2 separate regions of the Mus musculus genome follow, and region 1 is linked to region 2. The links are chromatin loops, found by intact Hi-C in ENCODE. Cell type or tissue: left cerebral cortex. All regions are shown on one strand. Links, peaks and the distances in the headings refer to the core of each region. The heading gives the core; the rest is flanking DNA.

What was found. Peaks named below come from ENCODE experiments on the same cell type or tissue, not always from the same donor. Only the 100,000 strongest peaks of a DNase experiment are listed, where the experiment ranks them.
Region 1: a loop joins it to region 2, with 2.9 times the contacts of the local background. A loop is called at or near these places in 4 of 42 quality-filtered maps.

What each region holds. Positions count from the first base shown.
Region 1 is chr9:64,270,070-64,286,207 of GRCm38, reverse strand. Tipin (timeless interacting protein) reads right to left here and starts at 4,623. Exons shown (of 8, transcript NM_001324557.1): 1 at 4,561-4,623. In left cerebral cortex, for the core only: CTCF peaks have their summits at 8,306 (motif pointing left) and 11,068 (motif pointing right); DNase peaks (open chromatin) are centred at 8,318 and 12,248; H3K4me3 peaks cover 271 bases.
Region 2 is chr9:63,910,368-63,926,505 of GRCm38, reverse strand. No RefSeq gene overlaps it. Among named protein-coding and RNA genes, the nearest start is that of Gm36033, 26 kb to the left of the region's middle. In left cerebral cortex, for the core only: CTCF peaks have their summits at 8,090 (motif pointing left) and 10,341 (motif pointing left); DNase peaks (open chromatin) are centred at 7,397, 8,075 and 10,323; H3K27ac peaks cover 404 bases.

The DNA of each region.
Region 1 (16,138 bases), core at 4,813-12,812, 360 kb before region 2:
TCCTTGAAAGAGCCATTTCCACTGTCAAGAATCTAGATGTTTGTTTGTTACAAAGTTATTTTTGTTGTTGTTGTTGGGTTTTTTCCCACAAAACAGGGTTTCTGTGTCTTCCCAAATGGCCCGAAACTTGTTCTGTAGACCAGGATGGCCTCAAACTCAGAAATCTGCTTATCTTTGTCTCCCTAGTTCTAAAACTAAAGCTTTGCACCACCACCACCTGGCAAAGATATATCTTTACCTGTGTTTGTCTATGTATATGTACAGTATGCATGTGTACATGTTCAAAGAAACAAAAGGGTATTTCCCAGAAACTCGAGTTACAAGCAGTCTTGAGTGGTGGTGTAGGTGATAGGAACAGAACCCAGGTCCTTTTCAAGAGCAGTAAATCCCTTACAGCCACCAAGCCCTCCTCTTGTATTTTGAAAGACAGTCTTATATATGCCAAAGTGGCCTCCAACTCCTGATACTCCTGCTTCTATTCCCAAGTACTAACATTACATGCATTTTGAAAGCTCTTCCCTGACTTCCAATTTTGCTCAAATTTTAACCATTACCTTATCAGGAAAACCTATCTCAAACCAAGAGTTATACAGCCTGCAATCCCAACACAAAGATAGAAGCAGGAAGAACAGAGTTCATCCTAGTTACACAGATTCCAAGGCCAGCCTGAAACCCTTAGAGAAAAGAGGCCATTCAAATGTTCCTAAATTGAATAACACTGTGTGTGAGTACATGTGGAAGCCTAAGAATAGCTTTCAGAAGTTCTCTCACCATCTTGGAAGTAAGTTCAAATCATTAGATATATACTGCAAGCATTTTTCCCTGACAAGCCATCTTGATGGCCCAGAATTCTCTTACAAGAATTAACAGGGCTGGAGAGATGGCTCAGTGGTTAAGAGCTCTGGCTGCTCTTCCAGAGGCCCTTAGTTCAATTCCCAGCAACCACATGGTGGCTCACAACCATCTGTAATGGCATCTGATGCCCTCTTCTGGTGTGTCTGAAGACAGCTACAGTGTACTCATATAAATAATTCAACTTTTTTTGTTTGTTTTGGTTTTTGGTTTTTTGGTTTGTTTTTGAGTCAGGGTTTCTCTGTATAGCCCTGGCTGTCCTGGAACTCACTTTGTAGACCAGACTGGCCTCGAACTCAGAAATCTGCCTGCCTCTGCCTCCCAAGTGCTGGGATTAAAGGCATGTGCCACCACACCGGGCAAAATAATTAATCTTAAAAAAAAAAAAAAAATTGGGCTGGTGAGATGGCTCAGCAGGTAAGAGCACCGACTGCTCTTCCAAAGGTTCTTAGTTCAAATTCCAGCAACCACATGGTGGCTCACAACCATCCATAACAAGATCTGACTCCCTCTTCTGATGTGTCTGAAGACAGCTACAGTGTACTTACATATAATAAATAAATAAATCTTTTAAAAAAGAAAAAAAAATTAACAGCACCATGCAGATGTTCTATAGGAATCGTCATTTCTCAATTAGGCTTTATTTAATGTTAGACTCCTATATTGATTGTGGCTCTCTTAGGATAAAAATCTGGCAGGCCTCTTTGTTATTTTACCACTATGTCCCAAAACCTGATACACAAGAGGTTCCCAATAGATATTTGCTGAGGAAAGGAATTTAAGATTTTCTTTAAAGATTTATTATTATATGTAAGTACATTGTAACTGTCTTCAGACGAACCATAAGAGGGTGTCAGATCTCCTTACAGATGGTTGTGAACCACCATGTGGTTGCTGGAATTTGAACTCAGGACCTTCGGAAGAACTGTCTGTGTTCTTAACCGCTGAGCCATTTCTCCAGCCCAAGAATTTCAAGCCAGGAACAGTGATACTCATTGTAGTCCTAACACTCAAGAGGCTAAAGCAGGAACCAGGAGGCCAGTTAGGGCAAAAGTCCTTCTCTATACACACAGTGGAATCCACAAAGCCCTGAGTTCAATTCCTAGTACCTCATAAACTACCTTGGGGCAAGGCAGTGCATGGACTTGTAATCCCAGCCCTCAGGAAGAGAGAGAGGATCAGAAATTTGTTATCTTCAGTTATGTGGCTGCGCCAACCCCAGACCAGCTTGGGCTACAATGAGAACCACTATCTTTAATTAGAAATAAAAATCTCCCGCTGGAAAGATGGCTGGGGTGGTTAAAACACAAATTGCTTTTGTAGAGGACTGAGTTCAGTTGCCAGCACCATACTTATATAGCTCACTAATACCTATAACTACTGCTTCAGGGGCTTTGACATCTGGCCTCAAGTGTACATATCCCCCAAGATACACACTCTTTTTGTTTGGTTGGTTGGGTTTTTTGTTTTGTTTTGTTTTTTCAAGACAGGGTTTCTCTGTATAGGTCCTAGAACTCAATATGTAGACCAAACTGGACTTGAACTCAGAAATTCACTGCCTCTGCCTCCCAAGTGCTGGGATTAAAGATGTGAGCCACCACTGCCCAGCAAGATACACATTCTTAAACCTTCAAAATTTCCTAAATTAAAACTAAAAATATGGGCTGGAGAGATGTCTCAGTGGTTAAGAGCACTGACTGCCTTCCAGAGGTCCTGAATTCAATTCCCTACAACCACATGGTGGTTCACAGCCATCTGTAATGGGATCTGATGCCCTCTTTTGGTGTGTCTGAAGACAGCGACAGTGTACTCATGTAAAAAAAAAAAATCTTAAAAAACAAAAACAGCTAAAGATATTATACTCAGGACATGTCTAAAACATCCCCAAAACTTCTAAATTTATTACTTCTTTAAATTTATGTTTGTTGTATGTATAATAAGAGTGCATTATGTGCCACCGGGGGAGGTCAAAGGACAACCTGTAATGACAATTTTGGAATTGTGGGTTTTGTTTTTTTGGGTTTTGTTTTTTTGGTTTTTCAAGACAGGGTTTCTCTGTGTAGCCCTGGCTGTCCTGGAACTCACCTCTATAGATCAGGCTGGCCTCGAACTCAGAAATCCGCCTGCCTCTACCTCCCAAGTACTGCGATTAAAGGCATGCCCAGTGGTGGTTTCTTTTTTAAAAAAAAAAAAAAGCACAGAAATGGGCTGGAGAGATGGCTTAGCAGTTAAGAGCACTGACTGCTTTTCTAGAGGTCCTGAGTTCAATTCCCAGCAACCACATGGTGGCTCACAACCATCTGTAATGGGATTCAATGCCCTCTTCTGGTGTGTCTAAGCAGCTACAGTATACTTACATACATAAAATTAATAAATCTTTTTTTTAAAAAAGCACAGAAATATTATTTCTTCATTTTAACTCCTGGTATGGGAATTGGCTGCTTCAGATTGCCCACAGCAGCTGGTATGACAGGCCTTGAGCTCTAATGCTGTAACGGCGATTCTGCTAACTGCAGATAGCTTCCTCAGGACTTTTCAGAGGGTAAAGGCCAGGATTGACTGCTTGCTGTTGGCTGTGGTTTTGTTTAGTGGTGAGCAAGAGAAGAAATAACACATCCTCAAGGTCCTCACCTTGCCTCAAACATGCCCCAAGGAACTTGACACTCCTCATCTGCAGGGTAAAGATAATGTTGCCATTTTTCCCCCTATCCTCTCGTTTTTTAGGGAGCCTAAAGGGTAGATTAAGGGTAGAGAAGGGTGGAAGAAAGAATCCACAAAGTAGCAAAGGACTCTGTGGGTAGAGTCAATTCTTTCCTTCCAGCTTTGCATGAGACCCAGGGATCACACTCAGTAAGGCTTGTTCCCCAGCACTATATCGCCTTTACTAGCTGTCCCCAATTCTAAATTTGTGACCGTAAATTTATAAAAACAAAGTACTGGCTCCTGATAATAAACCGCTACGTCTTTGAGTACCTTTAAATGTGGGAACCAAGGGTAGATTATAACTCTACCTAGGACCACTTGGCCTGGGTTCCAGGCCCAGAACAAGCACCCCAATCCTCAAAACATCTAGTTAGTACACTCAATCCCATTCTAATGGGAGTTTGAGAACAGGACTTAAAACTACAATAACCAGCAATTAACCAAAAAAGCACAGTGGGGCTTATCAGTAAACTGGTTTCTCTCAGTGTTTGTAAAGAATTAGATGTTCACAGCCCTTCCTTCTCTCCTTGACAACTGTCACACGTGTTTTAGACACTAACGAGTTAAGTCTCTTTCCCCCTCCAGGTCCTCAAACTCCCAGAGCAGTGTGCGTGACAAATTCAACATCCGATCCACAAGTCCTTCCCGGACCTGTTTCCAACCTACCGTTTTCCCTAGTTGTCAAAACAGGAGCTCCTCGCCCTAAAGGAAGTCCCACCACCCTCACTCTCGTCCCACCGTCGGCGCCAGCCCTAGGGATGTCACCTCTCCCTCGCCTCCCCTCGAGTCCGCTTCCCAGCCTCCCTCTCAGCTAGGTCCGTGCGCGCGGCTCCGGTGCAGGCCCGCCATCCTCCCGCGGCGCCTCCCACCCGCTCCGCCCGCTCCTCCTCAGCCCCGCTTCCGCCTGGCTCCTGGGTGAGACCCCATCTCCCGCGCCCCGCGCCGCCTTTGCAACGCGGGCTCCACTTCCAAAATCTGCGCTCACAGAAACCGGTCTCACCTCACCTAGACAGCGGCCGCCGCCAAGCGCGCCAACACCGCTTCTCGCGAGACTCGGCTCCGCGAGACAAGCTGAGAAATTTGGCGCCAAGGGTAGGCGAAGAGGCGTGGGAGGAGCCTAAGGGTCTGAGCCCCGCCCACCGCGCTCGGAAGCCCGCCTACCCATCCGGAATGTCTGGGACGGCAATGAGTTCTGGGCGCTTTATTAGCTCCAGAAATAGGTCTCCGGGTTTAGAACACGAACGATGGAAGCCAGGCATAATAGTGCACGCCTGGAATCCCAGCACTCGGAGGCTGAGGTAGGAGGATCGCCACAGGTTCCAGGCCAGCGTCTACGAGAAAAAAAAAAAAAAGAAAGAAAAGAAAACTGATTTGTAGAGGAGTAAAACGTAGTGTCAAACAACTTTGGCTGGAAAATTACTGCATCTTCAGAATAGCAAAATGCCACGACTATGAATTTTGTTAATTAAATAAAGATATGAGGAAAAGATTGTAGTTTGTAGTTAGGGTTAGACGTGTAGACCCAAAGAAATATGTCAAGAGCTGGAGAGAGGGCTCAGTGACTAGAGCCCTGACTGCTCTTCCAGAGGTCCTGAGTTCGATTCCCCAGCAACCACATGGTGGCTCACAATCATCTGTAATGGGATCTGATGCCTTCTTCTGGAGTGTCTGAAGACAGCTACAGTGTACTCACATACATAAAATAAATCTTTAAGAAAGAAAAAAGAAATATGTCAACAACAAAAAAAGGAGGGTTCCCTGTTTTCTTTAAAAGTATTGAATCCGGCCGGGCGAGGTGGCACACGCCTTTAATCCCAGCACTTGGGAGGCAGAGGCAGGTGGATTTCTGAGTTCGAGGCCAGCCTGATCTACAAAGTGAGTTCCAGGACAGCCAGAGCTACACAGAGAAACCCTGTCTCGAAAAATCAAAAAAAAAAAAAAAAAAAAAAAAAGTATTGGATCCAGTGTTTACCTTTAATCTTAGGCAGATCCCTGGAGTTCCAGGCCATCCAGTGCTACACAGTGAGATATTGTTTCAAAACAAACAACAAAAAGGGAGGGCAGGGTTGGGGAGATCCCTCAGAGGGTAAAGGACTCCCCCACATTGCATGATGAGCTGAGTTCAGATCTCCAATACCCAGGTTAAAAAACAGCTTGATATTACCCGGAATCCCGATTCTGAGAAGGCAAAAATCAGATTCCTCCAGCTGGCTAGCCAGCCAGCCAGGTTTAACTGATGTGTTCCAGGCACAGTGAGAGACCCTGTCTCAAAGGGGGGGGGGGGGGGCTGAGACATACAGATGGCTTAACCATTAAGAGTACATGTTGCTCATGTAGGGGACTCTAGTACACTCACATAGTGACACAGCCGTGTATGATTCCAGGGTATCTGAGGCTCTCTTCTGACCTCCAGAGAACCAAGCACTCTGTAGATTTATGTATGTATATCATGGTTTATGTATGTATGTTTATATGTGTGGATATGTATGTAAATATGAATGGTTTATTCATGTAGTTATGGGTATGTATAGATGCATATATGGTTTATTTATGTATGTAGGTTTATTTATGCATGGGTATGTATGTACACAGGCATATATGTATTACATACACAACCATACATATAAAAGTATTTTTTAAAGATCTATTTATTTATTATATGTAAGTACACTATAGCTGTCCTCAGATACTCCAGAAGAAGGCATCAGATTTCGTTATGGATGTTTGTGAGCCACCATGTGGTTGCTGGGATTTGAACTCGGGACCTTCAGAAGAGCAATCGGCACTCTTAACCACTGAGCCATCTCTCCAGCCCCACAGGAAGTCTTTTTTAACAATGAGATTGTGAGGGAAGCAACCAGTGCTCACCTCCTGATTCTGTACCTCACACCCACATACAAAATAAAAGCAGAGCTGGGTGGGGCTGGAAAGATTGCTCAACAGTTACGAGTATCTCGTGCTCCTGTGTTAACTCCAAAGATTGGAGGAGAAAGAACACCGACCCAAATCATCATGGCCAAATTAATTAAAGCAAGCTTTTTCTTTATTCCTGCACACCTAAAAGCGGGGATCAAGAGATCAGCCTTGGGCGTGAGGAAGACAGGGTTTTTAAAGCTCTGGGGTGAGTGTTTCCAATGGAGGGGGTTGGTGAGGAAATAGGCAGGGTTACAGGAGGAGAACATAAGCATGACGCATGACACGTTAGTCGTATCGCCCTCCTGACACACAGACATAATTACAAGGTGGTCATACAAGGTTGACTTAACCTTTTTTTTTTTTTTTTTTTTTAGATTTGTTTATTATATCCAAGTACACTGTCGCTATCTTCAGATGCACCAGAAGAGGGCATCAGATCTCATTACGGATGGCTGTGAGCCACCATGTGGTTGTCGGGATTTGAACTCAGGACCTTCGGAAGAGCAGTTGGTGCTCTTAACCACTGAGCCATCTCTCCAGCCCAGCTTTTTGAACCAAAGGAAGGATTGCAAGATGGTTGTTCCTGGAACAGGAAGTGCAAAACCATTTGTAGTTAAGATTACAGGTCAGCCGGGCCTTTAATCCCAGCACTGAGGAGGCAGGGGCAAGTGGATTTCTGAGTTCAAGGCCAGCCTAGTTATAAACAGGAGTGGGCCTAGTTTGTCGTTACTATAAGATGGCTTTTAAGTCTAAGATGGAGGCAGGTTGGTTCATCACTTTCAGGGAACCTAGGTTCTGTTCCCAGAACCCACATGGCTACTCACAACCACCTATAACTCTAGTTCCAGGAGGTGTGATGCCCTCTTCTGACCTCTGGGGGCATTGCACACACCAGTGCAATGGAGATAAAATAGTCAAACAGAGAAAATAAAATAAATACACCTTAAAAATGTAGTCATCGGGACAGGAGCAATCCCTTAGCAGATGAAAGCACTTGTCACCAAGTCTGACAGAGCTCCATCCTGGGGACCCACTAAGCAAAAGTTGTTCTTTGACTTCTACATGTGGACCACAATATGCATACACACACACACACACACACACACACACACACAGGAACACACAGGAACAAATACACACAATTGATTGATGAATAAAAAAATTTTCGGGCTGGTGAGATGGCTCAGTGGGTAAGAGCACCCGACTGCTCTTCCGAAGGTTCAGAGTTCAAATCCCAGCAACCACATGGTGGCTCACAACCATCCCTAATGAAATCTGATGCCCTCTTCTGGAGTGTCTGAAGACAGCTACAGTGTACTTACATATAATCAATAAATAAATCTTTAAAAAAAATTTTTTTTTCTTGCCGGGCGTGGTGGCGCATGCCTTTAATCCCAGCACTCGGGAGGCAGAGGCAGGCAGATTTCTGAGTTTGAGGCCAGCCTGGTCTACCAAGTGAGTTCCAGGACAGCCAGGGCTATACAGAGGAACCCTGTCTCGAAATAAACCAAAAAAAAAATTTTTTTTTCTCAAGCCAGGCGGTGGTGCACGCCTTTAATCCCAGCACTTGGGAGGCAGAGGCAGGTGGATTTCTGAGTTTGAGGCCAGCCTGGTCTACAAAGTGAGTTCCAGGACAGCCAGGGCTACACAGAGAAACCCTGTCTCGAAAAACCAATAAATGAATGAATGAATGAATGAATGAATGAATGAATGAATGCAGCCGAAAAGGTGGCTCCACTGTTAAGAGCACTTCCAGAGAAGTGGAGTTGAGTTTCCAGAACCTACATGAAAATACAATCATCTGTAACTCATTTCAGGGGATCTGCTGCCCTCTTCAGGTCTACGCAGGTACTGGAGACACATGTGGGGAACACAGACATTCATGCAGAGAAAAATTCATACATATTAATATAAATACATTTTAGAACTTTAAAAATATTTTTTAAGCCGGGCATGGTGGCGCACGCCTTTAATCTCAGCACTCCGGAGGCAGAGGCAGGCGGATTTCTGAATTCAAGGCCAGCCTGGTCTACAAAGTGAGTTCCGGGACAGCCAAAGCTATACAGAGAAACCCTGTCTCGAAAAACAAAAACAAAAACAAAATTTAAAGATTTATTTGTTTATTTATTTATTTACTTATTTATTTACTGTAGCTGTAATGATGGTTATGAGCTATTATGTGCTTGTTCGCTCTGGTGGGCCCCGCTTGCTCCAGTTGCTCCAGTCTAAAGATTTAATTATTACTATATCTAAGTACACTGTAGCTGTCTTCAGACACACCAGAAGAGGGCGTCAGATCTCATTACAGATGGTTGTAAGCCATCATGTGGTTGCTGGGAATTGAACTCAGGACTTGTAGAAGAAGAGCTAGTGCTCCTAGTCTCTGAGCTATCTCTCCAGCCCACTTAAAAATATTTTTATGGCCGGGCGTGGTGGAGCACGCCTTTAGTCCCAGCACTTGGGAGGCAAAGGCAGGCGGATTTCTGAGTTCGAGGCCAGCCTGGTCTACAGAGTGAGTTCCAGGACAGCCAGGGCTATACAGAGAAACCCTGTCTCGAAAAAAAACAAAACAAAAAACAATTTTTTTATGTTTTATTTTCATATTTGATACATACAAACTATTCCAAAATATGTTCTATGGAGCCATAGCTATGGATAAGTAGTAGAATGATTGTTTACCACCTAAAGGATCTGGGTTCAATTCCCAGCGTCGCAGGAAAAAATAAATAAATAATGGGGGAGGCAGAACGATGGCTCAGTCCTAAAGCGCACTTGCCTGTGACCTGAGTTTGATTTCTTGGGCCTAAGAATAGAAGGAGAAAATCAACTTCCCCAAGTCATCCCCTGACCTCCAGACATGCTGCGGCATACTAGCACGCGTGCGCGCGCGCGCAGAAAGAGAGAGAGAGAGAGAGAGAGAGAGAGCGAGAGAGAATGAATCACACTTAAATAAATAAATAAATGTGAATAAATAAAATGTAATTTTATCGTTCTAAGAATAATTTTATAGCTGTGTGGTGGCAGTGCACACCTTTAATCCCAGCACTTGGGAGGCGGAGGCAGGCGGTTCCAGGATAGCCAGGCTACACAGAGAAACCCTGTCTCAAAAAATACAAAAACAAAACAGAACATTACAAATAATTTTTTAAAGATTTATTTATTAATTTATTAATTATGTATGCAGAAGAGGGCACCAGATCTCATTGCAGATGGTTGTGAGCCACCATGTGGTTGGTGGGAATTGAACTCAGGACCTCTAGAAGAGCAGTCAGTGCTCTTAACCACTGAGCCATCTCTCCAGTCCACAGATAATTTTATTAATGCTCTCTATTTTCTTTTCTTCCTCTCTTTCTCTTTCTTTTTTTAAGAGTTATTTATTGTATTTTGAGTTTTCTGTCTGGATGTACACCTGCATGCCAGAAGAAGGCATCAGATCCCATTACAGATGGTTGTGAGTCATCATGTAGTTGCTTAGAATTGAACTTAGGACCTCTGGAAGAGCAGACATCTTAACTGCTAGCCGGGCGTGGTGGTGCATGCCTTTAATCCCAGCACTTGGGAGGCAGAGGCAAGTGGATTTCTGAGTTCGAGACCAGCCTGGTCTACTGGTCTACAGAGTGAGTTCCAGGGCTACAGAGAAACACCCTGTCTTGACAAACCAAAAACAAACAAACAAACAAACAAACGAAAAAGACTCTTAACTGCTGAGCCATCTCTCCAAGCCCCCTTTCTTTCCTCTCTTTCTTTCTTTTTTTTTTTTTTTTTTAAATATTTATTTATTTATTATATGCAAGTACACTGTAGCTGTCCTCAGACACTCCAGAAGAGGGCGACAGATCTCATCACAGATGGTTGTGTGCCACCATGTGGTTGCTGGGACTTGAACTCAGGACCTCTGGAAGAGCAGTCGGCACTCCTAACCGCAGAGCCATCTCACCAGCCCTGGTTGTTTAATTTTTTTTTTTTAAAGATTTTTTATTTATTATTATAGTAAGTACACTGTAGCTATCTTCAGACACACCAGAAGAGGGAGTCAGATCTTGTTACGGATGGTTGTGAGCCACCATGTGGCCGCCGGGACCCGAACTCTGGACCCTCGAAAGAGCAGTCGGGTGCTCCTACCCACTGAGCCATCTCACCAGCCCTCTTTCTTTCTTTTTTAACAGAATATTACTACATAGCTCAGGCTAGCCGGCTGAGATTAATGGTGCTCCTCACTATACCCAGATTTCTTACTTTTTATGTTTAATATTAATTAGGTGTCTGTGTATGGGTAAGCGCACATGAATTTAGGTGCCCAGGGAGGCCAGCTGGGTGGGATCCCCTGAAGTTGTAGTTGCAGGTATTTGTGAGCTGTCTTTTGTGGGTGTTGGGAACAGAATAGAACTCGGCGGGACTCTACATGTTATTGATGAATGAACTGACTCTCAGACCCCCATTTACCACTCCTTCTGAAAATACTTTAGGAATATATGTATCATTTCATATATAGACTCAAATGATACTTTATTCATTATCACTTGCTCTCTTCACATTTTTATATTATTTTTTATATTTGCACCTGAGTATGTGAATAATGTTTGTGCACTGCCCAAAGAGGCCAGAAGAGGGCATTGTATCTCTCAGAACTGGGGCTACAGGCAGTTGTGAGCCACCCTGTGGAGGCAAGGCCCAGAATGAAGGGTCCTCTGGAAAGGGAAAACATGCTCTATAACCCTCAGCGATCTCCCAAGCCTCTCTTTCTTTCTGTGTTCATTTTTTGTCTGTTTTTATGTGTACATGTGTGTTTGCCTGTACATGTGTCATGTACATACAGGTTCCCAAGGAGGCCAGAAGGCCTGGAATTTCCCTGGAGCTGGAGTTCCCAGCAGTTATAGGCTACCCTATGGGTGCTGGGAACGGAACCCTAGCCTCTGCAAGAGCAGCAAGTGGTTTTAACCACTGAGCTACTCTCCAGCTCAGATTTCTTTGTGTTTTGTTGTTGCTACTTTGTGTTGTTTTATTTGGGGAGGAAGGGAGGTGAGGTTTTTCTTTCTGTTTTGCTTTGTTTTTTTGTTCCTTTGTTTGTTTCATGTTCTTTACATGGGTCTTACTATGGAGATGTGGCTGTCCTGGAACTTACTATATAGACCAGGTTTGCCTGGAACTCACAGAGCTCGACCTCCCTCTGCCTGCCACCCCCAGGAGAACCAGAAACTGAAGACATGCACCAACACACCCCACACAGCTGATAGCACTTGCCTCTGTCCTTAGAAAAAAACAGCAAGCCGGGTGGTGGTGGCTTACTCCTTTAATTCCAACACTTGAGAGGCAGAGGCAGGCAGATTTCTGAGTTCGAGGCCAGCCTGGTCTACAAGGTGAATGCCAGGACAGCCAAGGCTACACAGAGAAACCCTGTCTCGAAAAACAAAAACAACAACAACAACAACAACACCAGGGTGTATGGTTTCTGTTTGGGCTCACTTTTTCTTTTCCATATTTTGTCCTGTGGTGCCTTCACTTTGTTGCATTTAGCTATTCAGAAAATGTCCATGGTTGTACACTACACCACAATTTATTTAACATCCCTTTTATGGGTAGGTGTTTGGAAAATTGCTAGTTGATTTCTAGTTGTGCAACTGTATGCAGCACTGCCTCTGACCATGTGTATGTATGCAATATATATGTATGTATTCATATATATGTTAATTTAAGAAGCAAAGACCTGAAAAGACAAGAGGCAATAGGATCTAGGTCACAGATGGAGCAGGTGGCGTCTGATGGGAAAGTGGGCCAGTTCACTCCCATAGGAGTTGATGTGGAGGCGTGTTAGGTTTGTAAGAGAAAGCCAGGATCTGAGAAGATGACCAAGTCACACCAGAGTTGAGGTTCTGTCGACTAAATGCAGTAGAGAGAAAAACGTAAAAGAAAGAAGGTATTTGCCAGTCCTTGGGTCTGCACTGAATGGAGAGCTCAGAACTAGAGAAGGCTGAGGGAGGGGAGTTTAAGTGAATTTGACATCTCAGTAGGGCCTAGGGGTTTCTTTCTGGGATTGTTGCCAGCAAAAGGAGAGAGTTCCAGTTCCTGCAGCTGGAAACCGTGCCCACTGGAGGGTACAGGGGCCGACTGTATCAAAGGAGTTCCCCTTCTCATAGGCCAGATGCAAGTGACCTCAGTCCCCTTGTGGAAACTGGGGGCCCTCCTGGGATCCCTACAAATTCAGTGGGAGGTTATATAGTGGTCTTGGCCTCAGAACTTGAACTTGGACTCTTCTTCCAGTTTCAATAATAAGACCTGAGGCTTGTTTGTAGACCAGGGTGGCCTCCAACTCACAGAGATCCACCTGTCTCTGCTTCCCAAGTGCCGGAATTAAAGGCATATACCACCATGCCCAGAAAGAGATGGTTTTAAACATTTAGAATGTTTAATAAATGAAATTGTATGATAAGAACCTATTTGGTGCGTGGCTTCTTTCATTCTGCTTGGTTACTTTAAGATTCACACATGTTGTATATGTTAATAATTATTGGTTGCTGAGTAGGATATTATTTTACAGAAAGGTCACAATTCCTGTCCTCATTAATGCTAGGCAAATGCTCCACCACTGAGTCACACTGCCAACCACTGGCTCACTCTTTTGTGTTTAAAAGATTTTTAGCTGGTATTGGTAGCACACACCTTTAATTCCAGCACTCGGGAAGCAGAATTTCTAAGTTCCGAGGCCAGCCTGGTCTACAGAGTGAGTTCCTGGACAGTCGAGGCTTTATGGAGAAGCTGTTTTGAAAACAAATGTTTAAATTTTATTTTTAATTGTGTGTGTGTGTGTGTGTGTGTGTGTGTGTGTGTGTGTAAAAGAAAGGAATTGGCAGACATTGAATGCAGTGTCAGTGGAGTCCAGAAGAGGGCGATGGATACCTTCGAGCTAGTCACAACCATTCAGCTAGACTGGTGGGCCAATCCAGCAATCCCTCTGTCTCTGGCAATCCGTCTGTCTCAGTATTCTGTCTGTCTGTCTGTCTACCTCTCTACCTCACTATCTACTTGATAAGTTTTTTCTCAGCGGGCGGTGAAATAAACCAAGTCAAACCAGATTAGAATATATTAAAGACAGGTTTATTGGGAAGCTGTTCTCAGGCGAGTACACTGGCCCCAGGGACGGAGGCCACGGAAGTCACCATAGTGATTGGGGGTTGGGAGAAAGAGATAAAGGGAGTGCTCAAAGAGAGAGAAGGCTCAGCGGTTAAGAGCACTGACTGCTTTTCCAGAGGTCGCGAGTTCGGGTCCCGGCGGCCACATAGTGGCTCACAACCGCCCTCTTCTGATGCCCTCATCTGGTGTGTCTGAGGTCAGCTACAGTGTGCTTAAGATATAATAGATAAATCTTTAGAGAGAGAGAGAGAGAGGGGGGGGAGGGGAGGAAGGAGGGAGAGGGAGTAAGGGAGCACGCAAATTATCTGGATTACATAGGGAAGAATCTCTGGGGGAAGGGCAGCCTAGTCCCTAGTTTGGAAAGTTCAGAGGTGGGTGCAGGATATACCAGGTAGGGACTGAGGGTTGCTGGGAGAACCCGGAAACCAGGTCTGCTTTGATATGTAAAATAAACCTCAGTCCCTTGGTACTGAGGTCCAAAACCTACCTACTTACGGATCTGTTTATTTACTCCATGGGAGTCAGAGGTCCAGACTCCGGCCCTCAATTGTTGTTGTTCTTTTGGGAACTCAATCTGTAGACCAGGCTAGCCCTGACCTGCCTCTGCCTCCCGAGTGCTGGGATTAAAGGCGTGCTCTGCAGCCACCCAGCGAGGTCCTCATTCTTGTGCAGCAAGCACTTTACTGACTGATCTTCCTCCCCGACTCTGTCAATGAGGACAAACTAATACAGCAGGATACATAGCTTAACAGACGAGCAGAAATGATCATAGAACTTGCAGAGATAGATCTGCCTGCCTCTGCCTCCAGAATGCTGGGATCAAAGGCGTGCACAACCGCAGCCCAGCCTGTCAACATCTTACAGTTCCTCTCAAGTGAAGAAAAATCACATTTTGTGTGTGTGTGTGTGTGTGTGTGTGTGTGTGTGTGAATGCTGAAATGAGTATCTGTTGTACACAAATCTGTGTGAGGAGCAGATGAAGCCCTGAGAGAATGTTATCATTGACAAGGGCACTATTCTCAGCCCACAGGAAGAGCAAAGCCTTCTCTGGTAAGTGCTGAGAAACAACTGACCTTTCACTAAAACCAGGGTACAGAAAGTCTTGTAGTAGGTTCCTCTTCACCGAGGCTGCGAAGCTGCACTACAGAGACGTCCCCTGGGGACCAGCTAACCCCTCCAAGTCATGTAGTAGGTGGCCTCCATCAGCAAGCAAAGCCCACATGACCCCAGCCTGTGTGTCTGTTGTTTCTTCCATTGTCTGCAATTTCTTCACTTCTGTGTTGACACAGTCAGGTTTCCAGCCCTGCAGGATGTAGCAAAATTTGAACATGGTTGTGAAATTTAATGCTGGGGGGGGGTACCTTTGGCATGCCCATGCCAAGGTGTGCCACTGAGTAATGATGCCATGTGCCAGATCTGGAGTGAAAGGGTTATTGGGGGAAGGGAAAGGAGTGAGGACCAGGGAAGGAGAGAGGCAGATGAGTGGGCAGGTGGACAGGCAGGTAGATGGGGAGAGCATCTTCTCTCAGCAAGAGCACACTATTTACAGAGAGAGAGAGAGAGAGAGAGAGAGGAGACACACAGAGGAGAGACAGACACACAGAGGAGAGACAGCAGACAGACACACACACACACAGAGGAGAGAGATACAGACAGACAGATGAGAGAGATACAGACAGACACACACACAGATACACACACACACACATGAGAGAGAGACAGAGACAAAGACACAGAGACAGACAGAGAAAGAATACCAGAAACAGATATTGGGGCCTGGGGTGGCTGACAGTCCTTTTATCCAGTTTCACACACCTGCTGTCCCACCTGGAGGTAGCAGGCCATGACATAAGCAATTGCTAAGTCCCTGAGGGCAGGCCAGAGGAATCACCTGTCCTCTAACACACAACTTTTTAGCATTCTGTCTAAGCTCCATCCCACAGTTACCTGGCAACAACTAGGTAGGCCTGACCCATTATAAAAGGGGCTGCTTGCCCCCTCCTCACTCTCTTGCCCTCTTAGTCTCTTGCTCTTTCCTTCTTGCTACTGCTTTGTCCCCTCCCCCCTCCCCCTTCCCTTCTCCCTCTCTCCATGGCTGGCCTCTACTTTTCTACTTTTCTACCTTTCTACTCTCTCTGCCTTTTTCTGCCTCTACTACCCTCATAACCCCCTCTCTATGCCCTGAATAAACTCTATTCTATATGATACTGTCCTGTGGCTGGTCCCTCAGAAGGAAGGGATGCCTCCTTCTGAGGCATGGGCCCGCAGAGGCATCCCCTTCCCCATACCTCACCACACCTCCATAGAACATACCTCCCCTCTTTATCTTTTTATAAACACATCACAATTCATGAGTACCCGGGCAGTGGTGGTGCACACCTTTAATTCCAGCACTTGGGAGGCAGAGGCAGGCAGATTTCTGAGTTCGAGGCCAGCCTGGTCTACAAAGTGAGTTCCAGGACAGCCAGGGCTACACAGAGAAACCCTGTCTCGAAAAACCAGAAAGAAAAAAAAATTCATGCGTATTCCTCCAAAGTTA
Region 2 (16,138 bases), core at 4,104-12,103:
AACCAGGCTTCTATGTCTCAGCCAGCATTTAGTGTAGTTCAGAGGGGCTCTCCAGTAAACCTGTGCTGGCTGGAACCTGGCACACTGGCCAAGCTAATATTTCATACCCTGAACCTCCTCCCTTGGCAAACTCTCCCTAGACCCTGCAGGAAATATGGCTTTTCTTGAGAAAAAAAAAAAAAAAAAGACAGGGGTCTGGATATGGAAGGCACACCTGTAAACCAAGCACTCGGGAAGTGGGAACAAGAGGATCATAAGTTCAAGGACAACCTGGAGCGTGACACCGTCTCAAAATACCAAACACAAGCTAGCCACTCCAGCAGACAGAAAGCCCTGAAGAGAAGACATGGGGAATCTGTGACTTGACTTTACAACTAAGGGACTGTTCAATCCTTCAGTCATGGGTTATGCTCGATCCTCGACCTCTGGGAAATTTGAAGACCAGAGAGGGCAGGGTTTTACCAGCTGGGCTAGGAGGTGTTGGATCTGGGACCATTTCTCTGTGTATTATATGACTTAACTCCACCCACTTCATAAGTGGGGGAAACTAAGGCGTCTATTCCCCTATAAGTGAAAGTCATTTGGGGGAGCCTAGGTTCCTCTTCTCACCTAGGAATCCTGAAGACCCTATCATAAAGAGTCAGCTCATGGGGGCCAGGTGCTGCTCTGGGTCTCCTGAGAGCCTACTGTGATGTCCGAGTTGTGACAGTACGTAGAGGTCACCGGGGTAGTTCCTGACTTTACCCCAGGGCCATACACCAGTGTTCTGGAGTCTTTCCTTGAGACGTGGATGTCAGTAACCAAGAATACTAAGAATGGCCTCCAGAGATTGTTTTGACTGGTGATGCTTGCCACCCAGCTCCACAGGGCAGCTTTCCACCCCCACCCCTAACCCCAGTGACAGTCTTATGTAGCCCAGGCTGGCCTGGAACTTGTTCTGTAGCTGAGGGTGACCTTGAACTCCTGATCTTCCTACCTCTACCTCTCTAGTGTGTGCCTGCACTGAGTGCCCGTGCCTGGTGCTTTTATTTATCCATTCTTGCACTCAGAAGTTACTTCTGAAGCATGTGCCAGCTGCCAGATGTCATCCTGTGGGAGTGGAGCAGCAGAAAGGGGCCCTGCCCAGCCTCACAGTTCATATCACTGAGTGGGAACAGGCAATAAGTGAACATGTACAAAACACAAAGCCGGCTGGCCAGTCAGACACGGTGGGACAAAAGTAAGGGGACAGAAAGGGACTGTGTATGTTGCGGGTAAGCTATCTGCCAGGCTGGGTCAGGCAAGCGCCACAGCCAATTGGTTCGAAATGTGGATGTCAGGGATGACAAGTTCAGAAAGAAGGCTCTGCAAGGGTCTGGGCTTAGAGGCAGGAGCATGCCTAGTGCTGTGGCAAGGGCAGGGGGAAAAGGGGAGACTCTGTGGCTAGAGTGAAGGAGCCAGATGATAGCTCCACTTACTCCAAATGGAGTGGCCGCTAAAGGTACTCCTGTACCCCCACCATCTGGGGCTTCTCCAGCTGTTTAACACAATAGAATCAGAAAGGTGGATAAGTGAGCCAACGATCCCAACGGATGCTAGAAGCAGAAATCTCTGGATCCAGGACAGCCTGCATGCACTCGGGTGCCATGTGAGTTGAAGGACTGAGATGCACATGGCCCAGAGGCTCAGGCAGGGTGTTGACAGTGTTCACAACAGCTCCCAGTGGGATCCACCCTGGTGCCTCTCAGCAAAAGAAAGGATATTATGGTACATATCTGTAATCCCAGCTCCCACGAGGCTAAGGCAGGTATATTACTGTGAGTTTGAAGCTAGCCTGGGCCACATAGGAAGTGCCAGGAGAGTCAGGGCTACATGGGAGACACTGTCTCACTGTCTAAACACACACACACACACACACACACACACACACACACACACACACACGCACACACTCTCACATATACATTCACTCACACATAAGCACACATACACACTCATACACATACACTCTCACACATATACACACACTCACATACATATACAGAGCTTAGTGTGCTGTGTTCATGCCTATAATTCCAGCATCAAGAAAGCTGATGCAGAAGACTTGTCACAAGTTTGAGGCCAGAGTGGTTTGTTTAATGAGTTGTTCCAGGCCAGGCAAGGATACAAAGTAAGACCCTGAAAACACAAAATCAAGTTGCTGGAGAAACAGCTCAGTTTGCCTAGCATGCACAAGGTTCCAGGTTCAATCCCCAGCATTGGATAAATCAGACGTGTTGTCACATGCTTCTGATCCCAGCATTCAGGACGTGGAGGCAGCTGGGTCAAAAGTTCAGTCATCCTTGGCTACCTAGCTTGAGGTTAGGCTAGGCTAGAAAGACCCTTTCTCAAACCAAAACAAACAAGAGGTGAGGGGGGAGTAACTGAGGAGGGGGAGGGAGAAGCAGGAGGGGGGAGAAAAATGAGAAGGAAGAAACCAGAAAGGTCATATCAGAAGTTAGGTCCCGAAACAGAATATTAAACAGAGTCAACATTTTAAAAGAAACCACCAAGTCGGGTGCTGTGGCACACACCTTTAATCCCAGCATGCAGGAGGCAAAGGCAGATGGATCTCTGTGAGTTTGAGGCCAGGCTGGTCCAGTTCCAGGACAGCCAGGGCTAAGTAGAGAAACTCTGTATCAAAAAAACAAACCAAACCAAACCAAAAACCCAAGCAAATAAATAAATGAAAGACACTAGCATAGACTCAGCAGTATGAGCCAGTAGTCTGACATTTTGCTGAGTGAAGGAACCAGAGACACAGGACTAGGTAGCAAGCCTCCATCAGTGTTTTCCAGAGCAGACAAGGCAGTTTATGGTGAGAGCTGAGTCTGTGGTTCTCCTCTAGGGAGCTGCTTGGAAGGAGGCTCAAGAGAAGCGTCAGGCACACTGGAAGTGTTTTATCTTGATTGGCATCATGTAATGGCTTAATGGATATGCACGTACACATTTGCATGCCTGCTGTATACACAGTGGAGTTCATACAAAGGCTGAACAAGAGGATAATCCAGAAAACCCGTGTGGGCGGGTAAGCGTGAGGGAGGCTGCGGCTATGCCTTCCTCAGGATGGGTGCTTGTGAACGTTCCTGCCTCCTGGCACCACTCCAGAGTAACTCCACACTGTCTTCCAGAAAGCTGTCCCTTGCCCTGTCCACTCTCCCATTAGCTGCTGTCGCTGCTATGGCTGCTGGCAGCTGAGTGGCTCTGGGTTGCCCGGTGCTGTGCTGTTGGGCTTTGGGTTCCTTTGATTTTGTTTTCTTCTGTTGTTGTTTTGCTTCCTGCTGAGCACAAAGTACTTAAAATCATATGTCACCATCCACTGGCATCAGGTCTCCAGGCTTGGTGGGCAGTAAAGATCTCGGAATTAGGGGTGACACTTTGGTCAGAGTTCCCCAAAGCTAGGCCGGGGGAAGGGTGTGCATGTCTCAGGCTGGCCAAGCAAGGAGTTGCCAAACCCTACCCATGTGACTGCAAGGTACCTTCACTACCCATCCATCCTTCCCTATTAATGTTCCAAGCCCAGAGTGGAAGAGTGACTTGACCAAGGTCAGAGGAGTCGTATGCAGCAGATTCAGGTCAAGCTCTGGGTGGCTGGGAGGGCAAGAGGCCAAGTCAGGCCCATCCTGTGAGCAGGCTGGCGTCTGTCTGCATCCCCTGCTCTGAAGGGGACGCCCGGTGGATTAATGATGACCTACCAGGTGCTGTAGAGGGTGAACCCTGCCACCCCAGCCCTCCCTCAGGCTCACAGTCCAGCTCCACCTCCTCGCCTAGCCCCCTGTTTTATCTCCACAGTCTCCCTGTATCCTAGTATCGTCTTGGTATGAGTAGCCTGGTGCTCTACTAGGAGTGAGGAGGTGGCCTGGGGAAAGGATCAGAGATAACAATGGAGCTTGACTTAGCTACTTTGAGGATTCTTCTTTTTCCCACTCCCCGATTCCCCCAGTTTCACTCCCATCACTAGATAGTAGAGAAAGGATAGTGGAAAGAGAGTCAGAGACACAGAAAGACAGAAGGAGACCGAGGGACAGATCTGAATCTAATTTCTTTCCTTTTATTTCTTCTTTGAGTACAACTACTAACAAACCACAAGCCCCACATCCACCCAACAACCACCAACCCCACCTATCAGGACTCTAGTATTTATTTATTTATTTATTTTAAAGATTTGTTTATTTATTATATGCGAGTACACTGCAGCTGTCTTCAGACACTACAGAAAAGGGTAGGATCTTATTACAGATGTTGTGAGACACCACGTGGTTGCTGGGATTTGAACTCAGGACCTCTGGAAGAACAGTCAGTGCTCTTAACCGCTGAGCCATCTCTCCAGCCCCGGCTCTAGTATTTATGTACCCCCTGAAAAGTTCCCAGAATTCCAAACGTCACATAATCACAGAAACTCTCTGCAGCTGGCAAAACCATGCCTCTGCTAGAGCATGAGACAAATCATAGTCAGCTGCTGCGGACAGTGCAACACAGCCCCACATTCTCACACCTGGGATTAAAACAAAGCATATTCTTATAGTCGTTCTGTGTTTTTTAAGGAAATCAAAATTCTAGAATTCGTACTCCATGACACTGGTCTAGCCCAAGACCTGACCTTCCTTCCTTGTTCCTGTGGCTCTATGGCTCTCTCTGCCTTTCACAGAGCTATATATGTATCTGGGGCAGAAGCTGGCTCTGTCACCGCCATCCTGGCTTGTGGTACTTAGGTGTATGGTGGCGGCTGATGAATGCATTGTAAGAACTGCTCTAGTAAGGGTGTGATGGTGCCAGGGACAAAAGTGGGCTTTGATTATGAAGGAAGAGGCACATGGGGTGGGTGAGGCGGGATCCTGGTTTGGGCTTGGCTTGGGGAGGCCTCTGAGAGCTGGGTGGGTGAATTTGAAGGTCAGAGCATAAGGCCTCATGTGCTTCTCTAGGGCAGTGGAATTCTAGAATTCCAGGCCTTCTTTTCTGAGCTGGAGAAGAGGTCGTGGGGCCTGGCTGTGGGACTGTCAGGTCCCTTGGAGAGACTACAGGTGCAGGGACTTGGGTGTTCATTCCCCCTGGGACTTTTTGGCAGGGAGAAGCCCAGGCCACTCTCTCCAATCATCCAGAGCACTGATCCGTGGCTTTCACCCCTAAGAAGCTCCTGAAAGCCTGTAAGCCAAAGAGAGAGGAGAGAGAGAGAGCATGTGTGTGCCCAAAGCCACACGCGTCAGGGTGAGGGAAAACCTGGACCCTCCGCTGCCTAACCTCATTCCCACACCTCATGTCCATGCTGGCTGCCACATGACAATTGGCCAGCTCTGACCTCCGCTTACTATAGGTAAATTTGGAGCTCAAGGTTCTGATGCAGGCTGAGGGGAACACCCACTACTGTCAGAAAGCCTTTCCCAGTAATTCCTGAGGCTGCCTGATCACTCCAACAGTCTTCTCAAGAATTCCTTGAGTCCTTAGGATGGCTAATATTGATTGACACTTGATGTGATGGAGAACCACCCAGACTTTCCGGGTGCACCTGTGAGGGAGTTTTTAGATTGGGTTAACTACGTTGGGAAGACCCACTCTAAATGAGCGAGGTGTCTGTCATTCCATGGGCTGGGGATTCCTTGGGGATAGGGTGGGGAGGTGTGGGGGAGGGGGATTTGGGCTGAGTCCCAGCGTTTGTGTCTCTGCTTCCTGATTGCAGATGCACAGAGATCAGCTGTAGTTCTGGGGTTCACCTCCCCTCTTGGGGGGTGTCTGGACTCAAGTTGGAGGAACCGGTGGGGTCTGCGGGATCCGGGTCAGGTTGGGAACGAGTGATGGGGGATGGGGACCTTCATTGAGAATCTTAGTGTTACGGCTCTTTTAGACAAAGGCCTTCTCAGACGAGCTTTGGTGAAGCAGCTTTCTGAGGGAATCATAGCTTGTTTTGGATGCATACACTTTATTTGGGGTGAGCCAAAGGTTATATAGGTTTTGGGTTGAGGATATTCAGGGAGGGAAAAAGTCACTGGCTGATGGCTAAGCCTACAGAGATGCCTCATTTGCATGGGGAAGAATTCCAGAGGCTGTGCTACTGTGACTGCCTGTACCTACCTGGTTGCTGGGGGGTGGGGGAGGCCAGAGGGGGTGTCTCCAGGTCATGTGCTCCTTCCGAGACAGGCACAGAAACAGGGATGGGGCTATGTCTGCTCCTGCTGGTCTCAAGTTTAGAGATGTCTGGGGTCTGACCGTGCTCTACCTTGCCAGTTCCGTGTCAGGTCCTCTTGTGGCACAGTCCACGTGCCTCGCTGCCACGTCTTTCCCACCACGGTGGACTGCTTCCTCAAACTCTGAGTCAAAAATGAGCCCTTCCTGTCTTACATTGCCTTCGTTAGGCAGTAGCAAGGAGTAAGCAAGAAGCCAGGCAGGCCTCCTCCATCAGACTAGAGACCCCTTGCTCCTGGGCACCTCAGCTCTCAGGGCTGTGGTCTTTTTGTACTGACATTCACCCCAGAGCCCCTCCAGTCTGTGAGCCTGGGGCTGGAGGCCTGGTCTGGGTTAGGTTGGTGAGTGGTGATAGATCTTTCAGGCGATTCCTCCTGGCAGGAGCCCTGGGCCGTGTCTTATCTCTTCCTAAGCCCTCTCACGGAGTCTGACATAGAGGAGGCTGTGTGTATCCTTGGCAATGCCATTTGAGGGGACCTAGACAAGTCCAGGGATCCCCAACCCCAGCCCAGGATCTCCAGTTTATTATAAGTGCATTATAGACCCAGGGAGAATGCCTTCCCTGGCATTCTCTTCATGGGAAGGAAACTGAGGCAGCCCAGCCTGCTCTGGGCCTGGCGCCTCTGGGGACTCTGCTGACTTTTCCATACAAACCCCCTTTGGGTTTTATTTTGGCCTGTGTGGGGAGGCTGAAACCCTGGGGAGGGGTAACTTTTCTTTGGTGACAGGCGTGGGCCAAGTCCTCTTGGGCCTGTGAGAGCAGTGGGACCCGTCTGGGAGGAAACCACCGGCAGACACCTTATCAGGCCCTGCCGCCTGTTATCTGTGTCTCCTCAGTGAAAGAGCCACCATGCTTAGACCACTCCAGGCCCAGAACAAAAGCATCCAAGTCAGCTGGCGTCCCCGTGGCTCCACATCAGCCAGTGGCCCACACTGGATATTTGGGGGCGGGAGGGGGCGGCTGCCTGGCTGGCGACAGCCAGTCTGCCTAGACTCCCCAGGCCAAGTATCTACATGGCCAGGACCAGCCCCCCTCTCCCTAGAATGGGCTTGGGGCTCGGGGTTACCCCAGTGCTGCATGATCCTAATGAAATGTCAGCCACAAAGGACGGGACACAGAGGGGCCTGTCCAGGAACAAGGGCCAAGTGTTGGCGTGGGAGGAGGGCCGGGGCCGGGCTGGTCAACTGATTACTTGTAATAATTGCAGTGGACACCCTCGGGCCATGGGGCAGCCGGCGCCTGGCACCGGGTTCCTCTCCCCACTACCATGGGACGCATAGCAGATAGGGCCCAAGTCCAAAAACACCCAGAGCAGATTGCCAGCTGAGGCCTGGACATGGCCGTACACTTCCAGTCCCAGCACCCTGCTGAGGAGAAGCAAGCACTCGCTTGAAGGCTGCCTCCTCATTCAGGAAGTACCTGCTTGTCTGGCCTCTTGTGGGACTGTCATGGAGAGCTGGGCAGGTTGCATACCACACACCGACATCTGTCCTCTAAAGCAAGCTTAAAATCCTTGCTGGCAGGCAATGGTATAAACTCAGTCAGAGGTTGCGTCTCTGCTGGGAAGGGGCACCTCTGTATAGTGGGGGCCCTGGGGGACATTGAGATGGCATGTCTCTTTTGGTAAGATAGGTAGAGGTCATCTTCCAGATATGATAGAGATTGTTCAGTTAAGTCTGAGTTCCAGCGAAGCAATAGATGCGCGTTATCCAATGTAACTATGGCCTTTACAGCACTGCAGTGCTTAAAGTGTTGTGGGGCTGGTTGTGGCAGCCCAGCATGGAGGCCGGATGAAGAAGATAGTCTATGGGCCTGTCTTGTGGTGAACTGGTACCAAGCAAGGGTGAGCCAGGCTGCAAGGTCTGACACTGTCCAGGGCTCCCTCTGGTGGTCATGTGGAGATCAGGCTAGCCACCAGAAAGGCTTGAGCCTGTGCCACACTTTGGAGGCCACTGGCTGGGGGCTGTGTGTGGACTTATGAACTGTTTTTGAGACAGAGTTTCAAGGAGCCCAGGCTTGCCTCCAAGCTTCTGTGTAGCTGAGGCTGACCTTGAACTTCTGATCCACTCACATTTACAGCTTTTATTTTATTAAAAAAAAAAAAGATGTATCTATTTTATGTATATAAGTACTCTGTAGCTGTCTTCAGATACACCAGAAGAGGGCATCTGATCTTATTACAGATGGTTGTGAGCCACCATGTGGTTGCTGGGATTTGAACTCAGGACCTCTGGAAGAGGAGCCAGTGCTCTTAACCACTGAGCCATTTGTCCAATTCCTATGCTTGTTTTTAAAAATTAATTAATTAGTGTGTGTATGCTCGTGAGCACACACGTGTGTTTGGGCACTCGTGCATGCTCACTTATGCCCAAGTGCTTGTGTGGAAATCAGAGGACAGTTTTCATGAGCCAGATCTCTCCTTCCTTCCTTCCTTCCTTCCTTCCTTCCTTCCTTCCTTCCTTCCTTCTTTCCTTGTTCCTTCCTTCCTTCCTTCCTTCCTTCCTTCCTTCCTTCCTTCCTTCCACTGTGAGATCAGGGGATGGAACTCACGATGCATGCGTAAGATTTTCAGAACAAGATCTTTACCTGCTGAGCCATGGGGCCCACACCATGGCCAGGTTTTAAAAAACATGATATTGGGGACAAATGGAAACCAGGCCCTCATGCTGTGTTAGGCATGGAGCTCTGAGCTCCAGCTCTGACAGGGCATTTTCTTACAGAAAGCAGAAAGTCCAGTGTGAGGGGCGCTGCGTTTTGATCACCTACTTAGCCACTGTCTGTCAGTCATGGCCAATTTCGTTCCTTATGCAAACTTTCTGCCTCTCCTGGCAACTGGGTGTTTTTGAAGCAAATGCCAGGCATGTTATTTCATCCATAAACATGTCAGTATATATCACTAGGAGATAAGGCCTAAGGATTCCTCAAAGCTGGAGCCGCCAGGAATTCACCCAAAGCCCTTATATCACTCCTAAGAAGAGGGGCCCTGCACCAGGACGCCCCAGTCTCCCGAGACCCCCTTTAAAGTCTCCTGGCCTTTCATCCCCTTGGACAAGTGTTCCCATGCCAGGATTTCCTGTCTCTCACTGCCCCGGGCTCCTCAAGTGTAGTCTGCGACCTCCTTGGGGAATTCTCCTTGAAAGCGCTGTGGCTCCCACAACTACAGACAGTTCCAAAACTCATGCCTGCTTTGTTCTCTGCCCCTGCTATAGATGGCATTAGAGGGCCATTCTTGGGGACTCAGACTTCCTGGGGAATGTGAGGAAATATGCAGGGTTTCACAGAGGATCAAGACCCCAGATTTGGACCAGAGCCCCTGCTTAGGGCAGCTTAAGTGCCTGCTGTTCAATGACCGTTCCCCTAGGAAGTGTCTGACTCTGCCTCACTGAGAATTTTTTTGTGATCAGTGTCCTGCTCTGGGCCCTAAATAGGGAGCTGGCCTATTTTGGTGACCTTCTCCCTACCTGACCTCACCTCAGATTTGGTGGCCCCAGAGCCACTGGAGAGAGAGGAGCTGAGGGGTACAGAACTCCAAGAATCAGATGTGGTTCCCTTTCTTCAAGGAGGGAGAAATCGAAGTTCAGGGAAAGAGAGAAACTCGACCAGGCTCCCCAGCAAATAGCTGGCACAGTCAGGATTGGAGTATGCTGGTACCCGGATGCTTCCCTGGTGTTCAAGGACATTCCCTGGGCACATCCTCCTCACCAGGCCTCATTCAGCCACCAGTTGAGAGGCCAGCTCACCAGCCTCTTCTCTTCTGTTCTCTCACTAAAGAGACTCCTGAAGGCAGAACTCTGTGGGTGTCTGCAACGTCAATCCTTTCCTGTCATTTCTGAGCGGGAAAGGCACCGCCCTGTTTTCCAGAGGTGGAAACAGATGCCCAGAAAGATGCAGTGAACTGGCCACGGCCACACAGCTGCATAGTGGAGGCAACCAGATTAGATCCAGAGTCCCTGAACTATGGACGATTCTGCTTTGTGCGAACACCACCAGAGAGCGGCAACCCATCTAACAACCTTTGAGCCTTTGAGCTCCTGGCTGGTGGTTTCTCTGTATCACCTCTTGCTCTTCCTAATCCAAGCAGGGTGGGACTAACACTACACAGCCATTGCAGATGAAATGGCACATGTGCTCCCCCTGGTGGAGGGGTATGGAAATTTCCTCTCTCTTCTGCAAGGTTGGCTTGCTCCCGTGAGCAGCCTACCAACAGCTCTGTAACCTGTGATGATGTTTAATTAGCCTGTTGTATATTTGCCATTTTCTTCCTCTTTCGACCCAGTACTTCCCCATGTGCTGGCATTTCCCCTTGGTTTGGACCCTCCCCATCTCTCCTTGCTAAACATCCTTAGTCGTGGCTAAAACACAACTATCTCTGTCAGCTCTGTTTTCGGGAAAGCAGGGAGGATTAAGGTTACAGCAACTGGGGAGACTGGAGAACCTGAGAACCACAAAGATGCTCTCACTCTCTCCAGTCCAGGGACACTCTGCGGTGAGAGGTCTGTGCTCTCCCATGCCCCTGACCAGGGGCTGAGCCTTCCTTCTTCTACACTGGGATAAGACCATTTCAGAGAAGCAGATGAGAGCGGCTCTCTGCTCTCCACACAGGGTAAGAGTCCTGTTTTCTGAAACTTGGACAAGATACAGAAATACCAGGAAGGTCCTTGTGGGTACCACTTTGAGCCTCTCTGTACACTAGGGCCCTGCTCAGCTCTTAGGAGAACTTGGACAGTGATGTGCGATCTGCGTGAGCTGGGTAGCACATGGAACTAAAGAGGGTTCTCTTAGGAGGCAAGGTGGCCCACATGAGAGGTGGAGGCAGAAGAATATTCAAGGGAAGGCCAGTTGAGAGGCAAGGGTCATGTCACCTCCAGGTCTCCACCTTTAACGTCCTGCTGTCCACTGGTCATCCCCACCCTGAGATCCTGTGGGTCTTAGACATTCCTGCCTGTGCCTTTCCTGCCAGATGACTCCTCCTCCTCCACTCATGCATCATTCACAGCCGGTCAGTCTTCAAGCGCTTGTGTTCTGTTAGTCTCATTCCGTAAGAGTTATCCCTGAAACTACACAGTCTATGAGACTTGACAAATGTATAGCAAATGTGTAAACATCATGACAGTCAAGATATAGAGCCCTTTCATCAAGCCTTGCCATAGGCAACCCCTCCTCCCATCTCCAGCCTGGTCTCTGTTTTCTGTCCCCATAGTGTGCCTTTGCACATGGAATCTGGCTCCTCTCACTTGGCTCCAGGGCTTGGAAAGCCATCCACATTTGCTCCTTCCTGTCACCATTCGATGGCTTTTCATGGACACGGTGCCATTTGTTTATCTGCTTGCTGGATGAGGGACATTTGGCTTGTTTCTAGTTTGGGATAGTTATGAAGAATGTCACTGAACATGTTACACTTCTAGATTTTGTGCAAATATAGATGCCCGCTTCTCTGGGGTTGATCCCTACCAGAGGGACCACAGGGACATGTGTGTTTAGTTTCACAGCTGTGTGCCAAACTATAGTTCAGAACAGCTGGATCATTTCCAAAGTATAACTTTTAACATTTAAATCTTCACTTGGATATCAAACAAACAAGAAATCTAAACTAAAACAAGAACAACTCGTCTCTCTGTCATTCTCTCTTCCTCTCTCACCCTCTCTCCTCTCTGAGAGAAAGGGTTTATTCCATCTTACAATGAAAGGGTACAGTCCATCCTGTGGGGAAGTCAAGGAAGCAGGAACCTGAAGCAACTGGCCCACCCATACTCTGAAGGCAGACAGTGAGTGAGCTAGCTTTAGTTTTCATCAATGGATAGCAGGGAGTGGATTTTCTGGGTCAAGTGGTTGGTGTTTCCTAAGAAACTGTCAGGGCTGAGCTTTAACTCTGTAGGTAGAGTGCTTCCCTAGCATGCATGAAACCTGGATTCCATCCCCTGCACTTCACAAACTGGGAGGCAGAGGCACAAGGAGGAGACCCTACCTGAAGAAGAGGAGGAGGAGGAGGGAGAGAAGGAGGAGAGGGAAGAAGAAGAAGAAGAAGAAAGAGAAGGAGGAAGAGAAAGAAGAGGAAGAAGAGAAAGAGGAAGAAGAAAAGAGGAAGAAGAAAAGAGGAAAAGGAAGGAGGAGGAGGAGGAGGAGGAGGAGAAGGAGAAGAAGAAGAAGAAGAAGAAGAAGAAGAAGAAGAAGAAGAAGAAGAAGAAGAAGAAGAAGAAGAAGAAGAAGAAGAAGAAGAAGAAGCTTTCCAAAATGAACACTTACCAAATACAAGATTTTTAAAAATGTTTTGTGATGAAAAACATTTATTTGAGGTTCTGGGGATTAGAACTTAGGACCTTGTACTTGTTAGGTGAGCACTGTCCCAGTGAGCAACATAGCCAGCCCTGCTTTCTAACATCTGTGACAGCAGAAAGATTGTGTTCAAAGAGCTTCTGAGAACCATCATGGCTGCAGCAGTCACGCCTGCGTGGCTCACCAGCACCCCAATAGTTTAGATTGTTAGCATTATTTTGAAATGTATTTATCATTAGTGGGTGAGGGGAGGACTCGAGTGTGCCATGGCATGCATGTGTGAAGGTCAGAGGACGCTTTGTGGAGTCACTGTTTTGCCACTGTGTGATCCAGTGAGCAAACCTGAGTTATCAGGGTTTGAGTGCGGCAAGCCCCTCTACCCAGGAGCCATCTCACGGGCTTTTTTTTTTTTTTTTTCAAGACAGGGTTTCTCTGAATAGTCCTGGCTGACCTGGAACTCACTCTGTAGACCAGGCTGGCCTCGAACTCAGAAATCCACCTGCCTCTGCCTCCAAGTGCTGGTGTTAAAGGTGTGTGCCCACCACTGCCCAGCAAAGATTTATTTATTTTATGTATGTGAGTACACTGTAGCTGACTTCAGACACACCAGAAGAGGGCATCAGATCCCATTACAGATGGTTGTGAGTCACCATGTGGTTGCTGGGAATTGAACTCAGGACTCCTGGAAGAACAGCCAGTGCTCTTAACCTATGAGCTATCTCTCCAGCCCAAGAGACCCATTTTTTACGTCCCCTTTACCCAATCCTCCTCATCACTTTAATGGAAAAGTTTACACTTTATCCTTACTTCAACTTATATTAATTTAATTATCTATAAAGTGTAATTGCTAGGATTGGAGAAATGGCTTAGCAGTTAAGAACACTTGTTGCTCTTCCAGAGAACCCAATTCTATCCTCAGTGCCCTTGTTGGGTGACTCAGAACTCTCTATAACTCCAGCTCCAGGGGAAGGACTTACACTCACACATGCCCTTACACACACACACACACACACACACACACACACACACACAAGTTAAAACGCATCCTGACCCTTTTCTTAGACCAAGGTGTAGTCACACTTTCCTATATCTTGTTTTCTTGGTTGTCATCCCGCCGCCACCCCCGGCCCTGAGTTCCATTGTAGCCACAAAGTCCTCTCTTGTGTTGTCCGCCAAGCCTCCTGCGCATGGGTGTCCCTCATGTGATTCTAGCTACTGCTACAAATAAGACCACAGTTAGGAACTTTCTTTTTCTTTTCTTTTTTTAAGATTTATTTATTTATTTTATGTGAGTACACTGTAGCTGTACAGGTGGTTGTGAGCCTTCATGTGGTTGTTGGAAATTGAATTTTTAGGACATCTGCTCTCTCTGGTCAACCCTGCTTGCTCAGAACTCCAAAGATTTATTTATTATTGTACATAAGAACACTGTAGCTGACTTCAGACACACCAGAAGAGGGAGTCAGATCTCATTATGGGTGGTTGTGAGCCACCATGTGGGATTTGAACTCAGGATCTTTGGAAGAGCAGTCAGTGCTTTTACCTGCTGAGCCATCTCGCCAGCCCAGTTAGGGGCTTTCTGTTGACCCAGGAGCATTTGGCTGATGTATCTCTGTGGATATGCTCCGTGGTAGAGGGCTTGGGTCGTGTGCCCGAGGCCATGGGTTCAGTCTCCATAATTGCAAAGAAAAGAACAGCTCTGCGTCTGCCTCCCCCACGCCCAGCAGAACCACTTCCACATTCCCATCGCTCTCTGTAAGAGTGCCTGCTTCTCTGCAGCCTTCCCAGGAAGGAGAGTTGCCAAACGTTTGGATTTATGCCAATCTGATATTCGAGAGAAGGTCTCTTGGAGCAATTTGAATTTGCATTTCTTTTATTTGTGCTGTGTTAAAGGAAGCCTTTCAGAGGGTGGAGGACCATTTGCATGTCTCCTGTGAATCGTCTGATACAGTATTTAGGATCTTGTTTGTGCTCCTTCCTTCTCTCTCCTTCAAGGTAGAATCTTGTTATGCACCTCAACCTGACCTAAGCTTGCCATGCCTTAGCCTCCTAAGTGCTGAGCCACACCTAGCCTTGCATAGTGTGCGTGTGCGTGTGCGTGTGCGTGTGCGTGTGCGTGTGTGTGTGTGTGTGTGTGCGCGTGTGCCCATCCATGTGCACGTGCGGAGTCTAGCTGTCCTGCTCTGTCACTCTCTGTCTTATTCCCTCGAGACATCATCTCTCACCTAGCCTGGAGCTAGCCTGGCAGCCAGCAAGCTCTTCCTGTCTCTGCCACTACAGCACTGGGAATACAGGTGCCCATGAGGTCAAGCCAGTGGGGATTTGAACTCAGGGCCTCATGCGTGTGTAGCACGCACTCTTTCCCTCTGAGCCATCCCTTGAAAGGCCTCCACGCTCTGAGTGCCATAATGTTACTGTTCGTGAAATGAAATGACGGTCATGTCTTCCCTCTCTCACTTAACCTCCCCTCGACAGTTTCCTCCCCTATAAAATAGGGGCCATCGTAGCATGTCCCTTGTATGTTCCTTGTAAGGGCAAGTATGGAATGGGGTCTGGATATATTCCTTGTGACTGCGAGTGTGAAGTGTGGTTTGGATGCGGTGACTGGGTGGCCATTCTTGTCCCAGTCTGATGAGTCACTGAGGTCTGGAAAGGCACTTGATGACATGCATGGTAACCAGGTCTGAGGCTCTGGACTCCAGCCCAGGGTTCCCCCAACTACCCATATGATCTTCCAATGGCCTATGTGCTTGACCAAAGGGAAAATGATGAAGAAGTCCAAGGAAGCGGCAAGAAGTTTCTGCAGCACACCACCAGAAGTTTTTGGTGTGTTTCTCTCTATGGAGTCCTGACAAATGGAGCTCAACAATGCAACGTAAAGCAGACCAATCCATGCGCGAGCATCATTAGCGAAGACTCCTTCATCACGTGTCCTTTCACGTGCTTGCTTTCAGAGAGCATCTTGTCTGCTTTGGTAAAGAAGAGTAAGTCATGAGTCTGCCTTAGCCTTTCACCTGTGTCTACTTCAGGAAAACACTCCTTCATGTGTTTGCCCCAGTAAAACACCATCCAACACAACTGACTCTCCAAAGAACCCTTAGGTTTCCACTTCAACATCTTACTTATCTTGTGTATATGTGTTCATCATGTACATGCTGGACTACACACTGGTTTGTTGCTAGGCAACACATAGCAGCTACATGTCTTCATTTTAGGCTCTGAAAGCACCCTACAAAGACAGAAGGAAGGGCTATTCCTGAAGGGATATTAGGAAGAGCATTGTGGACTCAAGATGTGTGCATGTCCAGGCTATTAGTCTCAAGGGACAGTGCAGAGGGCAGTGGGACACCCTACCACCACAAGAGCTGGTGGCCGGACAGAGTTTGGGCTTCGGTCTCCCTGTTCTGGCCCTGGTGCTGGCTCTAAGGGTGGCAGATGCCAATGGGGGGTGTAAGCAGCAAGAAGCTTGCGGGGCTGCTTTGGAGGACACTGGAACAGGGACTCACTTGAGCCACAAAACAGAGGAAGGTGGGTGGGCTGGTTTAAAGGATGGAGAGAGAGTGAGAGGTTGAGAGAGAGTTTAAAAGCCGAGGCATGGCTGGGACTAAGAGTATCCCCCTAGTGGGAATGCCGGGACCTGACAGGTGGTAAGAAGGTCCTTGTCTAGGT